Linked DNA regions of Homo sapiens: region 1 is linked to region 2. The links are chromatin loops, found by intact Hi-C in ENCODE. Cell type or tissue: breast epithelium. All regions are shown on one strand. Links, peaks and the distances in the headings refer to the core of each region. The heading gives the core; the rest is flanking DNA. Region 1 overlaps LIFR-AS1 (LIFR antisense RNA 1). Region 2 overlaps LIFR-AS1 (LIFR antisense RNA 1).

Region 1 (9,860 bases), core at 1-8,000, 48 kb before region 2:
CAAGCATGGGGGGAAGGGACTGGGAAGTAAGAGGGAGATGAAAGTAGGGAGGTGGGAAAATACTTGGTAACTTTTCCTTGGACCCTAGAGACCCGTGTACCATTGTAAACATCATTTGGGTATCTCCTTTGACACTGCCTCTGTTGTCTGTGCCTGGCATAACATGGAAAGGTAAAGCAGTGGTCCTGTGATATTTTAGGTAACTAAGGACCACCTATGACTGATAATCAAGAGGCAAATACTGTTTCAATGATGACCGTGAATAACAATTAGAAGAAGAGCTATTATTTATGAAGAGCTTATTGCATGTCCACCGCCACCATCATCATCATCAAAATTCATTAGCATGTATTGAGTCCTCACTATGTACCAGACACTGTTCCAAGCTCTTTGCAAGTATTATCCCACTAAATTTGTACAACTATTCAGTCAAGTAGATACCATTATTATCTCCCCTTTATAGAAAGCAGGAACTAAGACAAAGGCAGAAACATTACTTGTCCAAGCACACAGCATTCAAACCCGGGGATCTGACACCAGTGACTGCAAATGACTTACACATTTCATTCAAAAGATTGTTGTTGACTCCCTTTTATATGCCAGGTTCTATGAGGAGGTGGTGAAGCAATGTTGAGAAAAAGTTGACATAAATCCTGTCCTTATGGAATGTACAGTCAGCTGAGGGACAGTAGTCAAATGATGATATAAATAAATGTAGAACTGTAATGGTGCCAAGGATTCTGAAGGAAGGGCTTGCAGCACTGTAATAGTATCTGTCCAGAAGACCTGCCCTAGTTTCATTTAATCTTCACAACAACCCTATCCCTATTTTGTACATTGGAACTGCAGAAGCAAGGTTTAGGGAGAGACAGGAAAGCCCTCTAGGCACTTGCCTAAGGGCAATCTAGTCAAACCTTCCCAAGTTATGAATCAATTTTTTCACTCTGGGCCATGTCACATTTTAGTTGCCATTAGCAAATCATTTCGCTTAGAAGCCTAAGTGGTAATTATGTGCACATTAAGGGATCCAGAATACTGATTTTACTTTAGTACAACTCACACTTTTTTGTATGCAAAGATTTCCCACTGCTCATATAACAGACACCAGGCATTTAACTGACTGCTCACATGGGCATGCAGGCAAGAGGTATTCAGCTGAGGACTCCACACTAATGTTTTGGACTTAACGTTATGCTTTAACTTTTCATCTGTTTTGTAGAATGTAGAATTTGGCTTAATGACTATGTTTATTTCTGTTCAAAGCACTGGAAATAAAAGGTTTGTGCAGATGTTTGAAGGACACCATATAGACTATTCACAAACTTTTGTGGTCAGTTTAGCCACCATGGTCAGGCCCAGTGACTCACTCTAAACTGAGTTTTGTTGTTTCTTAAAATATTGTTTTGCTCTTGTCCTCAGGAAAGTTGGTGTATTCGTCACAAACATTGCTAGGTGGGAGAAGGGGGTGACAGGAGGTGGGATAATGTGAAACAGTCTGTGTGACGAAAGTTTGTTTCAACTTTCCTAGTTATTCCTAAGACTGTGTTTGACCTAAAGAGCATTTTGATCTAGAAGACACCTTAAATTGGAGGGTCTAGTGAAAACCTGCATGCTGTGAAGCAGAGAGCTGAGTCTCTGAGAGATTCAGTGATATCACCAATGCCCTGGACTGGTTGGTGGCACAGACATGCTTACCACTAACTCCAGCCTCCCAAGAACCACAATCCATAGTTCCTTAACTCCACTCCATGCTGACTCTTGGACTTAAACTCTTAATTTCTTTTGGTGTTATTATTTCTTCCCTTCTCTCCTTTTCATGCCTTAAAGGTGGTGCCACAATCATCTGAACTGACATATATTAGCCCACTAACTATGGCCTTGTAGTTTTTGCCAAATAAAGCATTAGTTATGTAACTCTACTCTGTTTTCTGGGAGTATAGAGTTTTAAACAGAAAATTTTAAAGAAATTGGAAATTTCTTTAAGAAAAAAAAAGAGGAAAGAATTAAAAGGTATAGACAAGCAACATCAACTAGCTTCATAAATTAAAGAAATTTTAAGTACATTATGTAAGGCTGGGCACAGTGGCTCACGCCTGTAATCCTAGCACTTTGGGAGCCTGAGGTGGGCAGATCAGCTGAGGCCAGGAGTTTGAGACCAGCCTGGCCAACATGACAAAACCCTGTCTCTACTAAAAACAAAAAATTAGCCAGGTGTGGTGGCACATGCCTGTAATCTCAGCTACTCAGGAGGCTGAGGCACAAGAAATGCTTGAACCTGGGAGGTGGAGATTGCAGCGAGCTGAGATTGCGCCACTGCGCTCCAGCCTGGGCGACAGAGCGAGACTCCGTCTCAAAAAAAAAAAAAAAAAAAGTTACGTGAGACGGCACCATATGTGCACATTTTTTCTATTTTTTTAGAAAAAACTAATAGTTTAATTAAATTAAACTAATACTTTTAAAACTATTTTTAGTTTGTATGGATATATAATGGTTGTACATATATTTGCAAATTTAATGGTAATAAATGTGACGGACATAGTAGCTGACTATTTCAGCAATGGGGTCAGGAACAATTGTATCTTTCCTGATTAGCCAGGAAAGAATCAAGGAGAAGGAGCAGCTGGGCGTGGTGGCTCACGCCTGTAATCCCAGCACTTTGGGAGACCGAGGCGGATAGATCACGAGGCCAGGAGTTCAAGACCAGCCTGACCAACATGGTCAAACCCTGTCTCTACTAAAATTACAAAAATTAGCCAGGCATGGTGGTGCACGCCTGTAATCCCAGCTACTCAGGAGGCTGAGGCGGGAGAATCCCTTGAACCCAGGAGGCGGAGGTTGCGGTGAGCCGAGGTCGAGCCACTGCACTCCAGCCTGGGTGACAGAGCTAGACTCTGTCTCAAAACCAAAAAACAAAACAAAACAAAACAAACAAACAAAAAACATAAAAAAGGCAGGGGAGGGGAAGATGTCCAGTATGAAACTGGGGGGGATGTTAATGAATTCTGTTAGAATGGGGAATCTGGCATAGGTAAAAACTTAAACCTATGCTGTCTAATACAATTGTTGCTTGCCACATGGAGTTAAGTTTAAATTATTCAAATGAAATGTAACTTAAAAATTCAGTTCTGTCACATGAGACACATTTCAAGTGCTCAATAGCCACATGCAGCTAGTGGCTATTATATTGGACCACACAGGTGTAGAATATTCTCATCATTGCAGAAAATGCTTTCAGACAGGGCTGACATAGAAGATGCATCAGAGAAGAGGAGGGGGATAGACGGGTGGGTAGATGAGAGGGGCACATAAGGTAATTGCAACAGAATGAATGTTTATGTCTCCCCCAAATTCATATGTTAAAATCCTAACCCTTAATGTGATGGCATTAGCAGGTGGGGCCTTGGGGAAGTGATTAGATTGTGAGGGTAGAGGCCTCATGAGTGAGATTAGTGCCCTTATAAAAGGGACCCCAGACAGCTCCCTTGTCCCTTTTGCTATGTGAAGACATGATAAGAAAACGGTCCTCTAAGAACGAGGAAGTGGGTGCTCACCAGGCTCTGATTCTGCCTGGTGCCTTGATCTGGGAATTACCAGCCTACAGATCTGTGAGAAATAAATGATTTTTGTTTAAGCTACCCAGACTATCGTATTTTTGTTACAGCAGCCTAAACAGAAAAAAATAGAAACGTTTACCAGGAAAAGTATATGCTAGATGGATAAGGGGAAACAAGAGAGACAGGACACACGGACGTGATCCAGGGAAAGGTCTTGAATTGGGTTAGAGCTTGGATTCAAGGCATTGGCTGGCTGCGATAAAACCTTTGCGCATGTTTTTTTAAATGGTGTTCCTCTGGGCAGAAGCATCCTGTGGTTTTGGCTAGTAGACAGTTCTTTGTGCAAAGAAAAAAGTGTACTTTCCTCAAAACGATGGAGATGGTTAAAAGATCAGTGGTTGTCAGGGCCTGGAGAAGGCAGGGAAGAAAAGAAGGATGAACAGATGGAGCACAGCAGAGTTTTAGCAATAGCAATGAAGCTATTGTAAGATACTATAACGGTGCATATATGTCATCACACGTTTGTCAAAACCCATAGAATGCACAACACGAAGAGTATACATAGTATACATAGTAATGTATACCATGAACTTTGGTTCATACTAATCTATTAATATTGATTCATCAATTGCAACAAATGTACCACACTAACATAAGATGTTACTAACAGGGGAGACTGGGAGTGGGGTGGACAGGGTGGGCAGGGGTATATGAAGCTCTCTGTACTTTGTGCTCTGGCTTTTTATAAACCTAAAACTGCTCTAAGAAATAAGGTCTAGTAATGAAAAATAAAAAGGGAAGCTATTTAACTATTTCTCATAAAATATTTTCAGGCACTCTAAAAGTCTTCATGTTCACATACACAATGACATGACAATAAAACACACTAATCTGGTTTTAGCTGATAATCTAATGTAGTTATATGTGATTCTATCAATATCTGACATGGAAAAAAAGCGAAACAATGTACCTTCCTCTAGGTTTCCACAGAGCAGCTTCAGGCATTCATCTTGGTGAGCAGTGTGCAAGCTGGATTTTCCTAACCACTTGCTCTCTTCCTCAGGTGTCTGTGCGGTGCAGAAACTGTACAACTGTATACAGTGACCATTTCTACTCTGGGTCTCTAAACAAGGGCTGGTATCGTTACAGAGACTGAAGACTGAGGAAGACCATCTCTGTAGGATGCCAAGGATTGACTGGAGAAAGTCTGGGTAAGTACAGGTCACAGGAAACCACACAAGAAATACACTTTTGTAGGACAAAGAGGTAAGGTCAGAGCCCTGAGAGACCCTCACAACTGGTATTAAAGCAGAGTGAAAAGAAATCTAAAGGGGGGACAGGTCTAAGGGGACATGGGACACAAAGCCAGGAAGGAAGGAAGCAAACCCCAGCAGTGCTGTACCTGGAGGGCGATGAATGAGTCGCAGAGGCTCCCTTTCTGAGCTGGGATTAGGAGTTGATAATGGTCTTGCAAGTGCAGTTCTGCAGAGCGAAAGGGCCCGGTGCCTTGCAGCAGAGACACGTTCTGGGAGAGAGGGTTAGGATTTGAGTAAGTTCACACTAGGAGGCTATATATACATGTGTGGCATTGCCCAGGGACTGGAGGGAAAGAGGAGAAGGAAATGCATCACAACAATGACTGGAATGCATCAGCAGTGCAAAACAAAACTCTTGGGAAAACCAAATTGTGTCTTGGATTGTGGTTCAAGGAACTAGTAATGGGATAAAAAGCTTTTGCCTCCAGGCCAGCAGCATGAGTCCAACCCAGGTTAGGAGTCAGCAGTGTGTTTCAGATGTCAGTGTGAAAGGAATCCATGGGGCCAATCTAACCTTCTAGTATTAGAGTAATCCTGAAAACCACAATAGGTCTTTTTTTTTTTTTTTTTTTTTTTGAAACAGAGTCTCGCTCTGTCTCCCAAGCTGGAGTGCAGCGGCTCGATCTCGGCTCACTGCAAGCTCCGCCTCCCGGGTTCCTGCCATTCTCCTGCCTCAGCCTCCCGAGTAGCTGGGACTACAAGGCGCCCGCCACCGCGCCCGGCTAATTTTTTTGCATTTTTTCAGTAGAGACGGGGTTTCACCGTGTTAGCCAGGATGGTCTCGATCTCCTGACCTCGTGATCCACCTGCCTCGGCCTCCCAAAGTGCTGGGATGACAGGCGTGAGCCACCGCGCCCGGCCCACAATAGGTAATCTTAGCAGCCTGCTTCATGAGATGACTGGGAAGGGAAGATGAATTGTGATACTGGCTCATTCTTAGCCACGGAGGGAGCCTCTTTAGAATAAGACTGGAGCAATATGGACAATTTGTACCACTCCTTTATATATAGGCCAATGCTCCTCGAAGCTTGATTCATGGACCAGTTGCACCCAAATCACCCTGGGCTGCTTATTAGCAATGCAAACTTTCCTGGGTCCACTCTAGACCAAGTGAATCTGCATCGTTAGGTATGGGATCTGGGAATCTGCATTTTAGCTTCTTATGTGATTCTTGTGTACACCGAAGTTTGAAGATTATTGGGGCAGATCAGAGGTTCTCAAACTTTAGCAAGCATGAGAATCACATCACTTAAAGGGCTTGTGAGCTTACAGGTGCCTGGGCCCCACCTCCAGAGTTTCCAATTCACTATCTGGGATGGGGCTTGAGAAGTTACATTTCTAAAACATTTCCAGGTCATGCTGCTGGACTAGAGACCACACTTTGAGAACCATTGCTGTAAATAGAGCTCTTTACCTGGCTCGGACAGTGTAAAATCGCCCTTACCATTCATCCACATAATTCAGCTAGCTTCTACCATCCTGTCATATAGATGACTAACACCCATGACCTCTTTTTCACCTTGTTAGATAACTTCCAGTTTTAAATTGACAATATGAAAAACGATCACACCTGGTCAACCCTAATCTTGTATATTGTTCTGGTTCCAAATGTTTATATTATTATCAACACTGTCCTTTCCTCATTTTTGGCGGTGACCTGTTCAACTTTGTGTTACCTTGGGCTTCAAAATGCAAAATCAGCTCCTTTCTTTGCTTGCCATAAGAAATGGCATGCAAGAAAAAAAAAAAATGCTTCCAAAATAGAGGAACCTGAAAATATTCTGAAATTCAGAAGGTGTTATTTTGGGGAGCCTTTCTGGGACAGGATGTCCCCATCATCAGCTAGAGGAAGCCCAGCTTCTGATAAACAAAGTTGTGCCTTGCACAGATCAAAGGGAGCCATTTATTGAAGGAAGGGATGGAAGTATTTGATGAGGCCCTTCTGCAGACTCCCTGTAAACAGGATAAACCCTATCAATGAAAGCTTATACTCAGCCAGGCCACAGTCCCCAGGAACAATGGAGCAACAAGAACATTGGGTGGTGAGGAAAGAGCCTTGGTCCAGACAAGATTGTTCTGCCAAGAGAATGGCCGTAAACAGGATTAGTTGTAATGAGATTATGAACTTAGGACCTGGAGGCCTGAGCTGGAGAGTTCAGTGTTACATAAAGAAAAGACACAGAAGTAGCTCGTGGGGTGAGAGGATGCCAAAAGGACAAGGACTTTTCCTTCCTAGCATCCCTCTAGCCCAGGGGTGCCATCTCTCTGGGGAGGAAAAATTAGTCACTGTAATTGCACATATTGCTTGTGGGAGTAGACAAACTAGGGACTAAAGCACCAAAGTAGTGGGCCTCAATTAGGGGATGCTGGCAATGTCTGAAGACATTTTTGGTTGTCACAACTGGGTGAGGTAGTGCTACTAGCATCCAAAGGCAGAGGCCAGGGATGCTGCTCAGTATCCTACAATGCACAGGACAGCCTTGCACAACTAAGAAATATCCAGCCCCAAATGCAGAGGTTGAGAACCCCTGTGCTGGAGTGACGGAGAGGGAATCCAGCTAGGATGCTGGTAGATGACCAGCTGGAGACGGAGCGTGGCAGTGGTGGGGAGGGAAGGGGCAAGTATTTCATGGGCTTAGTCTAGAGGGACTTCACATTAGCAGTCCTCAGAAGGTGAAAGTTGGTTGTTGAGTGGGGGTGCATGGAGCAAGAAAGTTATTTATTTTATGCATAAAGCACATACAGTGCATAAGGACATAGACAGCATTTCTGGGGTATTCAAGTTTCATGGGGATTGGTGGGGTGCTTGGGAAAATAATGTCTAAAAAGGCTCCTTAGGAGGTGATAATAAGAAAAAAAAAGGTTGAGAAACACTGATTAGACTCTAGAAATTCACCCACTTTCCCCAGCTGCATCCAGGATTCACATGGTGGGATCTTTCTAAGAAACAAATCTATGGCAGTGACTCCATGGCTATGACTGGTTTCTTATTGCCTTCAGGATAAAATAGAAATATCCTTGTATTTTAAGGCACCTCTTTTTTTTTTTTTTTTTTTTTATTTATTTATTTATTTTTTTTTTTTTTCTTTTTAGAGGGAGTCTCGCTGTGTCGCCCAGGCTGGAGTACAATGGTGCAATCTCGGTGCTCTGCAACCTCCCCCTCCCGAGTTGAAGCATTTCTCCCACCTCAGCCTCCAAAGTAGCTGGAATTACAGGCATGCACCACCATGCCTGGCTAATTTTTGTATTTTTGTAGAGATGACGTTTCACCATGTTGGTCAGGCTGGTCTTAAACTCCTGACCTTAGGTGATCCGCCTGCCTCGGCCTCCCAAAAGGCACACTTTCAATCTGGCTCCTGCCACATTCTACCTAACATTCCTAGTGTCAGCCATAGTGAATCACTGATAGCTGTTCCCAACCCACTGAGCTTTTTCTCTGCAGGCCTGCATCACCCGCTCCTGCCCCTTCCCCTGACACCCCTCAAGTGGCTAACTGCTACTCCTTCTCAGCTCCTCCACGAGGTCTGCCCTAACTTCCTCAACACTGGGCTGCTTACCCCTTTTCTGCACTTCCCCTAGCATAGGATGTATCTTACTCCTATTGTAGCATTGTTCCCACTTTGCTATAATAATTTACTTCCTTGTCCGTAAGGAACTCTTAGGCAGGCTTCTATGCCTAGCACAATGCCTGGTGCATACTGAAACCTCAATAAATATTGGTTAAAACCATAAGATAATTTGCACTCATTATCTCCTTTCATCCACTTAACCTCCTTTGAGATAGCTATGATTATCCTTATCTTGTAGAAAAGTGCATGGATTTCTCAGTTGAGGAATGGGTATAACCTTCTTCTATGCCCTCTTCTGGGTCCTAAACCTTATCTAGACCTATGGCCAGAAAAGAGAATGAGCAGGCTTCCCCCAGGAGCTGTTACCAGTAGAAAGAGCATAACTTAGAAATGAGTCACAGAAAAAACAAAGAGTAAAGACAGAAAGTGAGTCAGGGATAAGGGTTTTATAAATACAAGTGTTTCCCATTCTGACATCTATAGGATAAACCAAAGGCAGCACCTAGCTCTCCAGGAAACAGTTTGAAACCCATTGCCTTAAAGTCCTAGAGCTAAGATATGCATTTTCAATAGAGTGACCCCAAACTGGACTTTCTGGCACCATTACTGAAAGGGTCACTGGCTCAGTTACAGAATCCACAGGGTATGATAATAGTTGAGATGGAAGTCCTCAGGGTGCAGTTTGAAGCATAGACCTTGAGAACCTGGAGATCAGCGGGAAGGTCAGGACCCAAGGCACAGTTCAGGAGTCATCATTAGTACATAGGGCCTATGTTACAGGTGGTCTTTGAAGCTGTGAGAGTGAATGAAATTAGAGAGGGATAAAAGTGTGGAGTGGAAACACGGCTGAGTATGGAAAGTGCCAAATAATCTCCCACTGTCTTGCATTTTCAGTTACTTTTTTAATCTATAGCTTATCTTCTCAATTAGTTTACAGACTCCTTGGTGTTGGGGACAGCTTTAGGTACTTTAAAAAATTTTAAAGATGCTTAAGAATTTAATTAACAAATTAATTAAACCTTTTCCCTCCATCATTAAACTTCTGGAAATAGCTGTAAACCAAAAATAAAATTCTAAACCTTCTGACCATGTGAATGGCCTCATCCTCTCAGTAAGGGCATTCCAAAGTTAACCTGAAAAACTAGTTCAGGCCATGATGGGAAGGGAGGGTCAGACATGCCTCATTGTACCTTCCTCCCTTTTAGAAATACTGATAGAACAGACTCTTTAAGTCTGATAAGAAACATTTTTACAATCTATTCTCTCTGAAGCTTGCTACCTGGGGGCTTCATCTGTATGATAAAACCTTGGTCTCCACAATCCCTTATCTTAACCCAGACATTCCTAAGTCTTTAGACAATAACTTAACTCTTTCAACCAATTGCCAATCAGAAAATCTTCTAATCTACCTATGACCTGGA
Region 2 (10,219 bases), core at 1,242-9,241:
TCAGAGTGTGGGCCGGGCATGGTGGTTCACGCCTGTAATCCTAGAACTTTGGGAAGCCGAGGTGGGTGGATCGCCTGAGGTCAGGAGTTCCAGATCAGCCTGGCCAACATGGTGAAACCCTGTCTCTACTAAAAACACAAAAAATTAGCTGGGCATGGTGGTGCATGTCTGTAATTCCAGCTACTTTGGGAGGCTGAGGCAGGAGAATTGCTTGAACCCGGGAGGGGGAGGCTGCAGTGAGCCAAGATCATGCCACTGCACTCCCACCTGGGCGACAGAGCCAGACTCCGTCTCTAAAGAAACAAACAAAAACCAAGGGTGTGGCCTGTGGTGTTTTTATACATATATATTTATATAGGTATATATAATATATACTGGCTTTCATCCATGGTCCCTGGCTCATAACTCACATAGCCCTTTTTATAATCTTTTGTTAAAATGTTGGGTGTGTTCAGAAACAGCATCTGTCTCTTACCCTCTTTTCACTGCCCCAGGACAGGACTCTAATATTCCTCACCTTTCTGACTGTGGGACTTAAGACCCTCCCCTGAGATAGTCCCACCTTACACCCGCAGGGAAGAAATGCTGATGTCATAAAGCTTCCCTAAAAACCCAAGACCACTGGGTTCAGAGGGCTTTCGGACAGCTGAACGCGTGAAGATTCCTGGAGGCTGGCATACCTCTGGAGGGCATGGGAACCCGTGCCTCTTCCCGCATACCTTGCCCTACCCAGCTCTTCGTCTGTATCCTGTGCAATATCTTTCACAATAAACCACTAATTGTGTTTCCCTGAGTGCTGTGAGCTGCTCCAGCAATTAATTGAACCCAAAATGGGAATTGCAACTTGAAGCCAGTCAGTCAGAAGTTGTGGAGGCCTGGTCTTGTGACTGGTGTGTGGTGGAGTGGGCAGCAGTCCTGGGGACTGAGCCCTCAACCTATGGGATCTGATACTATCTCCAGGTAGATCGTGTTGGACTTGACACCCAACTGGTGTTCACTGCTTTGTGGTGGGGAGAAACTCCCACACCTTTGGTCACAGAAGTCTTCAGTGTGTTGATTGTTGTGGTGGTGTGAGAGTGTTAGGGGTGGCGAATATCTGGGTTATTGATGGGAAATACGTACAGGTCTGCAGCAACCTCAATTCTTGCCTTCCCAGAAGAAAGAGTTCAACTGAGGGGCATAAGGCAGAGAAAGAGACTGAGGCAAGTTTCAGAGCAGGAGAGGACGTTTATTAAAAAGCTTTAGAGCAGGAAAGAAAGGAAAGTACACTTGGAAGAGACTCAAGTGGGTGCTGTGGAGGTCAAATGGGACATTTGACCTTTTGACTTGGGGTTTTATAGGTTGGCATACTCCCGGGGTCTTGTGTCCTTTTTCCCATGATTATTCCCTTAGGGTGGGCCACCCGCATGCACAGTGGCCTGCTAATACTTGAGAGGTGAGCATGCTCAGCGTGTTTACTGGAGTTGTTCAAATTCTTGACTGTGGCATTCTTCTCTTTTCCAGTGGAATGCTCCCAGAAGGTCATACTCCACCATTTTGTCTCTTAATGCGCATGCCTGAGCCTACTCACCCAATTCCTGAGCTGCTGGTTACCAATTTCAAATGTTTTCATCTGTTGTGAAATTGCCTCTCCCTTGCACCTGCAACCAATTATCATTTTTAGAGAGGTAGTGTGACAACTGCCGGACCATCACCTGATGGTCATCTGACATTCCTGGTGGGTCAGGAGGAGCCCTCTTCTGCCTGCTCATGCCTGGCTAGCTAGCTACCATAACAAAATCAGAGGAAAAATGCAGTTTCGGAGAGTTTTTCCTGAAACAAACGGTATTAATCTGTTCTTGGGAAATCTGCCCGAATGACCCAAACACCTCCCATTGAGAATCACCTGCAACATTGGGAATCCAATTTCAACATGAGGTTTGGAGGGGACAAATATTCATACCACAGCAGGCGTGTTTCAATGACTGCACATGGCCCATTTTGCCTTCAGACTAACATTCTGTGCATTTCCCAGTCAGTAGGGGTATGGCTGACATAGATCTAAATCTTGAGGTGATCCTAAACCCAGAACTTTTGTTATGAGCATCGACTTTCACCTTCACTCCACCAAGTCTCTAGCAGGGCTGGGTTACCAACAACATTGTCTTTGTTCACTGTCTTCTTTTCTCAATCCTCTTGCCTCTCCTTCATCCCTCCTGGGGAAGAAATCTTAGAAACACAAAATGCTAAAAAGAGAGAACAGGTGGGACCTCAGCCAGAACAAACGTCCTGGATTGCCCATATACTGATTAACTAATGTTGGCTCTTCTGGAGGTGGCAGCTGAATCTATTGCATATTAGCTGAATTGATCACCCTTAGACTGGCCCTCATTTGCACTCTGAGTTTATAGCAGCACTTTCCAAGTTTGGCTTTTTATCACAGCTTAAACAAATATTTCATGTGTAAAGTACAGAAAAGTGGGCCAATTGCTCTTCTCTGCCTTCTAAGAACAATGAAACTCCTCTCAAACATTTTGCAAGAAACTAACATAATCTCCCCGACTGTGCTGGAAACAGAACACTGAAGAGCCATTTAAGAGTATGAGGCAGCCTGTGTGGTGGCACTGATGAAATGGCCAAGGAACAAAACGCTTGCCCAGATGAGGACTCTTGGTGATAATGTTCCCAGAGAAACAAGGTTCTGAACCGAACCTTTCATCCATTAAACCAGTGTTTGCAAAGTGGCTCCACTGTATCTCCCCATGTCTGATCCTACTGGAACATATGATCCTTCTCCTAAGAGCCTTATCCTTTACCAAGCAAGACAAACACACCCTTGAAACAAATAGAAATCGACTAAGTACTTAACTGAATGATATTGACTCTAAGTGAAGGAGAGTTTCCAGGAAGGGGAATCAACGTGGGCTGAGATGCTGAAAAGGTCTACATGAAGAAGACAGAGGTTAAGCTAAGCTGTGAAGCATGAGTCAGCTTTCAGTAAAGGGAGGAATGAGGAAAGGGCATTGGAGAGGGAGAGAGAGAGAGAGAGTGTGTGTGTGTGTGTGTAAGGAGCAAAGAAGATTCTAAGACAAGGAAGTGCTAATAAGTATGATATACACAATTCACTCAAAATCTTGAACTTCTCCTTGTATTTCATGCAGTTCTCTGCTCCAATTCCTTCTTCTCTCAAGCCCCACCCAACAATTCTATTTTGCTAACTAAATTTTTTTTTACTGTATCTTGTATCCACCAGCCTTATTAATATATGAACTTCAAGTCATTTCTAATGTTTCACATGCAAAAAGAGAGAAGATTCTTCTGTCTTCCAAAAAGAGAGAAGAATCTTCTGCTTTCCAAAAAGAGTGAAGATTCTTCTCTCTTCCAAGAAAGAGAGAAGATTCTTGTGAGTTCCCAGTACAAGGCTGATCACGTGCTCACTAAATACCACCCAGTGGCTGAAATTGAATTTATTTCCCTCAATTGCACATCTCTGAGAGGACCAAGGAGTTTCATGACTGCTATCCTAGCATTTTAAAGAGCAGATGTGAGGGACCAAAATGTTGGTAACAACTATAGAAGAATTTCTGTGAGAGACTAAAGCTCTGAAACTGTAGGGTACATTCAATAACTGGCATTGAAAAGAATGATTTTGTCTTTCTTTCCCTCTCTCTGTCTCTCTCCTTTTCTTTATTTCCAGAATTTTCCACAAATGAGTTCATTTATAAAGAGAAAGGCAAGCTTTGATGACAACACCTTCACAAAATGGAGGCCTTTGAAAACATTGGTCTGGATTGAGGAGTATGTTCCCCTGCCCGGATCTTTCAGTTCCTCCCTACAGTGTATTCAGCTTGATTCCAGCCTGAGTGTCCAGGCAGTTGGTACCCACAGCCCCTTCTGGGCCCCAGGGGAAGGCATCCTTCCCCTCCCTCCTCCCTGAGGCTCTGAGGTGGCTGGCCTCCTGCCTGGCTGTGCCAGAAAGCAGCATGACCACCAGCACTACTGTGGTTAGGACAAGAAGAAAATCTCGGGCATTCACAGCTAAACTATGGTTTGAGAAATGCTGGCGACTAAGGGTTGGCTGGGTAAAGGAATAAGAATAGCAGCTGCAATGCACTCTTTGACTCTGCCTCTCCCAAAACAGTCCCTAAAAGGACCATAGAAAGGATCACAATGTTCACGGCTGGGCTTGGCATAGTCTTAGTCCTGGGGTGAGGGCTGGTGAGAAACCCACAAGGGTTTCTTTTGGGGTCTTTCTGAGGGTACTAAAGGGAGTCTCATGGCCCATCCTACTTCTAAGTAGCACTCTTTTGGCCCTAAGAAAGACCTGCTGGAAGTCAGGATTTTTTTTCAGTCCAGTTTAAAATCCCAGATGAAATTAGCCGAGTGTGGTGGCATGCGCCTGTAATCCCAGCTACTTTGGAGGCTGAGGCAGGAGAGTCGCTTGAACCCAGGAGGCAGAGGTTGCAGTGAGCTGAGATGGCGTCACTGCACTCCAGCCTGCGTGACAGAGTGAGACTCTATCTCAAAAAAATAAAATAAAATAAAATCCCAGATGTCTCTTCCATTGAAGACAACGAGGAAGCATTGTCCCCTTTATTTCAGCCCTTGAGTCACATCAGCATGTGCTGGTGGGACCTTAGGGTCCGCATCACCAAGTCGAGTAAGGAATCCGTCCATGTTAGTTAGGTTTTTTCTTTCCATTGGTTCTTTTCACAGTAGAACCAAAGTAGAACATGCTTCTGCCACTAGTACACATGTCTGGCTTCTAGATAAGGAAACTAACTTTTTCTGTCCTAACTCACAGCTGTATTTAGGCTCTAAGGATCTGGGAAACAGAGATGTGACAGGTCCCCTTTTTCTGCTTCATCTTCTCTTTAAAACAAATAGGACTGGACGTGGGCAAACATATCTGTAGCAAAAGATTGAACACTGAATCAGGGTCATGTGCTCCATGCTCCTTAGTTATTTTTATTCATTTAAGGGAATGAGAAAAAGCAAAGGAGGCCCTCAGGACATGAAAATTAAATGTGGCAGCTGAAATTGGCATCTGCAGGCGCAGCTCAAGCAGGCTGGCGTCCGCTAAGCAAGGCGTTTAAAAGGAGTTGAGGCTGCTCTAACCAAACTGAAGAAAACCTGGGCAGGGGCTGTTTAAAGGAAACAAGTTCCCTCTCTTCTTAGGACTAAGCTTGCGTACTGTCTTCCAGCTAAGGAGAATAAGGGGGGCTTGTTTAAAGGGCATTCAATGTCAGTGACTGTTTTTTCTCCATAAAGACTGACAGTTTAAAGAGAATCTGTTGGCAGGCTGATTGCAATCTTGTTTGTACCAGAGCAATAGGAATCTTGGTTATAAATATGCAAAGCATCATGAAAAGATTAAGGCTCAGTGGCTGGGGTGCAAATTGGTCTGGGCTGTTTACTGCATGAGGAATGCCTTCCCTCCGTCCTCCTCTCCCAGTGCAATCCCACACACAGAGACAAATACCTTGCCATGTCCCACTCTCCTGCTTCCCAGGGCTTATTCTGGTGTGGGCCTGGCTCTGGGGAAAGATTCACACCTGGGCAGGAAGGACAAGGTGGAGAGAGGGCAGAGAAGGAAATGAGCTCCCTGACCCAGGACCTGGCCTGCTATAATTTTTGGCTCAAATAGAGTGGGTTGTTATTGGACTAACCACGAATTTGGGCCTGCTTCAGTGATTTCTGAGAGATGAGAGGAAGTAGTGAAAACTCAGTGTTCACTCCAGCCTGGACAGGTATCCTTAGGGCCAGGCCAAATTCTGTTTTAGAAAAGGGAGATTAACTATGTGAGGAAGTCCCAGGGTTGGCATCCTGGTTCTGTCATTTAGGGGGCCCTGGGTCCTTGGGCAAGTAGCTCGGCTCGTCTCCTCACACCACCTTTCTGTGTCCTGCCAAGGTTGTTGTGTGTGAGGATGAAAGGAGACAATGAGTATAATGCATCATGCCTGGGACATGGGAGGCACCCAGTCAATGGAAGCTATGACTAGAAGGTCTGAACAAGGAGTGGCAGCGAATGGTAGGAATTGTAGGACTTTCTCCTCAGTTCAGCTAAAAACTGGGTCCTTGTCACATGACCAGTTAGGCACGCAGACACTTCGAAGGGTGATGGGGTTATGAAATTTATTGGGCGAAAAGGAAAAAGACTCTCAGCAAAGTGAGAGGGGTTCCTGTTAACAGGCCCCCATCTCACAGATTGAATTCCAGGTTACCACACAGGAACAGGAGGGCCAGGCTCCTCCTTCCTGCAAACGGGGTCAATTTCCATGCCTCCATTCTGTTTTCCCAGTGCGCAGACCGATTGGAGATGCGATTCTCCGGGGACCGTTTATACTTGGCTGTCTCAGAATGGTCATTCACTGCACTGTCCATCTGTCCTGTGGCTTCCCAGGAGTTTAAGGAGTTTACTTAAAACCCTTTTCCTGGCTTTGCTCTGTTCTGCTGTTCAGTCTCCCATCAGCCTGGGCCTGCTTCTGCCTGCTGCCATTCTTATGCCAAGTCTTAATGTGCACTCGCTCCCTTCACGAGCACCTTTGAATTTCTAATCCTTTTGTCCCCACATCTCCTGCCTTGTCACTTTCCTCAAGGAAACAGGTTATAAAGCACTGGAATGGGGTGGAGACATTGTCTCCTTCATTCAGTTCAAAGTTCTTTTAAATCTTTGAGTGCCAGATCCCAGGAATTTCTTAGCCTACATTGGTGAAGGGATTGGCTCATGGATGCTTCGCTTGTTTCTGTAAGAAGCGAGTCTAGAATTTAGTCTCCTAAATGTGAAAGAGACAGCAAGAAGAATCATTCTATCAGGGCAGAGTGTAGGGAAACCCTAAGGCATAGTGCAGTAACCTGGAGCAAGTGGTCGCTGAAGATAGTTAGCACCCCTAAGCCAAGAGGGGCCGGGGAGGGACTGCCTGGCAGGGGGTGTGGTCTGCCATGGAGGGAGGCTGACAGCCTGGGTCCACCTTACTAGAGAGGAAAGAGGGGAAAAAATACCCTAGCCTCACTCTCCCCACTCCTCAGATCTGCCTGTGTTCCCTATGGGCTGAATCCCACAGGAGTTAGAGGGAATGGACCCCTGTGGCAATCCCTATGATCAGCCTTCCTCTCAGGTTGGAGAAGAATGAAGTGCACATCAACCAAACAGAAGAGAAGCAATTTGGAGGAGGAAAAAATCAGTTCTTCATGAAAGGATCACATTGATCTTGGTAAGTGTAAACTCTAGATGCCCATATGGTTTGGCTGTGTCCCCACCCAAATCTCATCTTGAATTGTAGTTCCCATAATCTCCATGTGTTTTGGGAGGGGCCCCATGGGAGGTAATTGAATCCTGGGGGCAGTTATTCCCATGCTGCTGTTATCATGATAGTGAGTGAGTTATCATGAGATCTGATGGTTTTATAAGGAGCTTTTCCCCACTTGCTTGGCACTTCTCCTTGCTGCTGTCATGTGAAGAAGGACATGTTTGCTTCTCCTTCTGCCATGATTGTAAGTTTCCTGAGGCCTCACCATCCCTGCAGAACTGTGAGTCAATTAAACCTCTTTCCTTTATAAATTACCCAGTCTAGGGTATGTCCTTATAGCAACGTAAGAACAGACTAATACACCATGTCAGTGAGCCCTCACCCTCTGAACATACAATCTACTAATTCCTACTAATTTCTTTTGCAGAGTCTCTCCAGCAAAATATCAAATTTCCATTGTACAATTTCTTGTTTAAAGAGACTGTCAGTTGTTTATGACTATATTCAGAAATTTACAAATAAATAAACTAGAGTTATTACAACAAACAAAACACTGTTTGGCAAGTATATCAGTAAAGATTGCAACAATGAAATGACCAAAGTCACCTACCTAGTGAGCAAAGAGCCTTACTATGATATTTTTCCATGTGGCTTACCTCCCTCAGAAAAGCTGAGGTATATCAAGCACACCTACCCCTGATACCCTATTCTTTGTAACACCTCCATCCATGAATAAAGTGGACATAGAGTTCCCAGTCACTTCCTTTCCTGACATGCTCCCTTTTTCTTCGCAACCACTGTCAGGTCAACCAAAGCTTGCAATTTCTAGTTTTCCCATCTACTGGATTAACAATGAAGAGCATAGACTTTTCTCTGGCAGCATTTTTTCGCTGTGCTGATTGAAGGTTAAAAATCCTTGTATGGAAGCTTTTTGTAGGTTGGGTTTCCTGGAGACAGACCCTGAGACAGAGAGTTGCATGCAGAAGGTTTACTGGGGGAGTGTTGGGAGAAACAATGTCAGGAGCTGAGGAAGGCAGGATTGGACAAAGACAGAAGCTGATCCACAACATAGCTGCAATAGGAGTCTCAGCCCTTCCTGTGGGAAGCTTGGGAGCTGGGATGGCCTTTCAGAGATGTCCTAACTGAAGCAAATGTGCCAGCCTTTGTTTCTTCACATCAGTCAGTTTCCTCACAGTCAGATGGCCACTGGCCATCTCTGGGAGAGAGTGCAACCTTAAGTGAAGGAGTTCTCTGTAGCCAAGGGCAATTCCCAGTGAGCCATGTAGTCATGAATTGTCAGCAGCTGAGAGTCCCAGCAGCTGGAACATGAGTGCATTGCCTCTTAAGAGAGAACCCTGATAGAGCCCCATAGCATCCCCTCATCCCACATAGATCCTCTCAGGTTCCAGTGAGTCTTGTTCCTTATGAAAACTTGGACACTCCAGTGGGATGAGCTCTAGCCTTGCTGCTGCAGCTGCCTTCACATTCGTAATGGAAGCTCATTGTCTTTATCCTCTACCACTCATTCTGGGTTTGTCTCACCCTCAGCCAGCACTTCCGTTGGTCTAGGTGGCTAGTCTGGGGGAGTGCCTAGACCCTCAGCCCTGGGGAATCTAAGGCCCTGGTTATCAGGTCCTTTTCAGGCTATGGCTGCTTTACCTGAATGTATACGCTAAATGTAGGCAGGGAAGAGCCACAAGACAGCACAGCCAAGGCCTTATGGGCAGGAAAGGCAAGCCCATGCCTAGGATAAGTATCAATCCTAGTCAAGATGAATTGTTCCTCCATCTAGGATTGAAAAGATTCAAACGGATTGATTTGGTACCAAAAGACTGGTTGCTTTCATTGAGTGAGGGTGCCATATTGGGAACCCATTACCCTTTGTTGCTGGCAGGTTGGATGGACACTCAGCAGCATCCATAGTTAAATCAGCTTTTGTGAGTGTGCTGTTGGGGCTATGCATGAGCCTTCATTTCTGCCATCATGGCTACTCTGCTCATGAATCCACTGTGTAAGCACTGGGGTGGAAAAGAAAAGAGGCTGCCTGATGTCTACTAGCCAAGTCAGTTTGTTATTTAGCGCCTCTTCTGCAGTATATGCTATCTGGTGGGCATTAACAAAATCTTCACAATTTGTGTGCACCCCCATAGGTTCATCCCAGTGCCTCCTCTGCAGACAATCTTGTCCTCAGTCTTTCAATTGTTTTCTTCCCATGCCCTGACAAGCGAACCAGGTAATTGGCTGCATACCCTGTCTCCAAGGACCATACCAACTCTCTTAGGTTTGGTAGCATGGAAACCAGACTCTGAGACAGAGAGTTGTAGGCAGAGGTTTATTTTGGATAGCACTCATGAGATACAACTTTAGGGAATTGAGGGAAGCAGGATTGGAAAGGGGACAAATTGAATGGGGTTTGACTTCTTTATCCTCATGTCAGTCATCGGCCCCAGGCTGCCCCAGGCAGGAGCTCATAATCTTGAATAAGACATAGCTTCAGCTTAGATGGCAATTTCTAGTAAGGGACATAGCTATGTATTGTCAACAAACAATATTTTCAATAGCTGGGAAATGGTTGTGTCAGCCCTGAAGAAGTGATCTAGGTAGTATACCACAGTATCCACTATAATGTTATATTATCAATTTTTTTTTTCCAATTCTGGTTCAGGTTTTATCTATCGCTGTGTAAGAAACTACCCAAAATTTAGTGACTTGAAACAATAATAAACAATTATTATTTTGCACTTTTTGTAGATCAGGAATTTAGGAGCAGCTTACCTAATGGCACCTGGTTACCTAATGGCACCCTCAACAGCTTACCTAATGGCACCCTCACTTGGTTCTGGCTCCGGGCCTCTCACAAGATTGTACACATGATGATGGCCAAGTTTGCAGTCATCTGAAGTCTTGACTGGAGCTGGAGACTACATTTCCAAGATGGCTCACTCATATTGCTAGTAAGTTGGTGGTGTCTGTTGGCAAGAAACCCCAAT

What was found. Peaks named below come from ENCODE experiments on the same cell type or tissue, not always from the same donor. Only the 100,000 strongest peaks of a DNase experiment are listed, where the experiment ranks them.
Region 1: it touches region 2 in a loop (3.0-fold over the local background); 10 of 110 quality-filtered maps call a loop at or near these places.

What each region holds. Positions count from the first base shown.
Region 1 is chr5:38,590,305-38,600,164 of GRCh38, forward strand. It overlaps LIFR-AS1 (LIFR antisense RNA 1), which reads left to right. Exons shown (of 9, transcript NR_103554.1): 2 at 4,618-4,765. It also overlaps a transcript of LIFR not described here. Among named protein-coding and RNA genes, the nearest start is that of MIR3650, 38 kb to the left of the region's middle. In breast epithelium, for the core only: no CTCF peak of the experiment used is centred there; no DNase peak of the experiment used is centred there; H3K4me3 peaks cover 1,287 bases; H3K27ac peaks cover 260 bases.
Region 2 is chr5:38,637,253-38,647,471 of GRCh38, forward strand. It overlaps LIFR-AS1 (LIFR antisense RNA 1), which reads left to right. Exons shown (of 9, transcript NR_103554.1): 3 at 3,677-3,777; 4 at 7,098-7,193; 5 at 9,380-9,462; 6 at 9,981-10,183. Among named protein-coding and RNA genes, the nearest start is that of LINC01265, 78 kb to the right of the region's middle. In breast epithelium, for the core only: no CTCF peak of the experiment used is centred there; DNase peaks (open chromatin) are centred at 5,016 and 5,528; H3K27ac peaks cover 3,052 bases.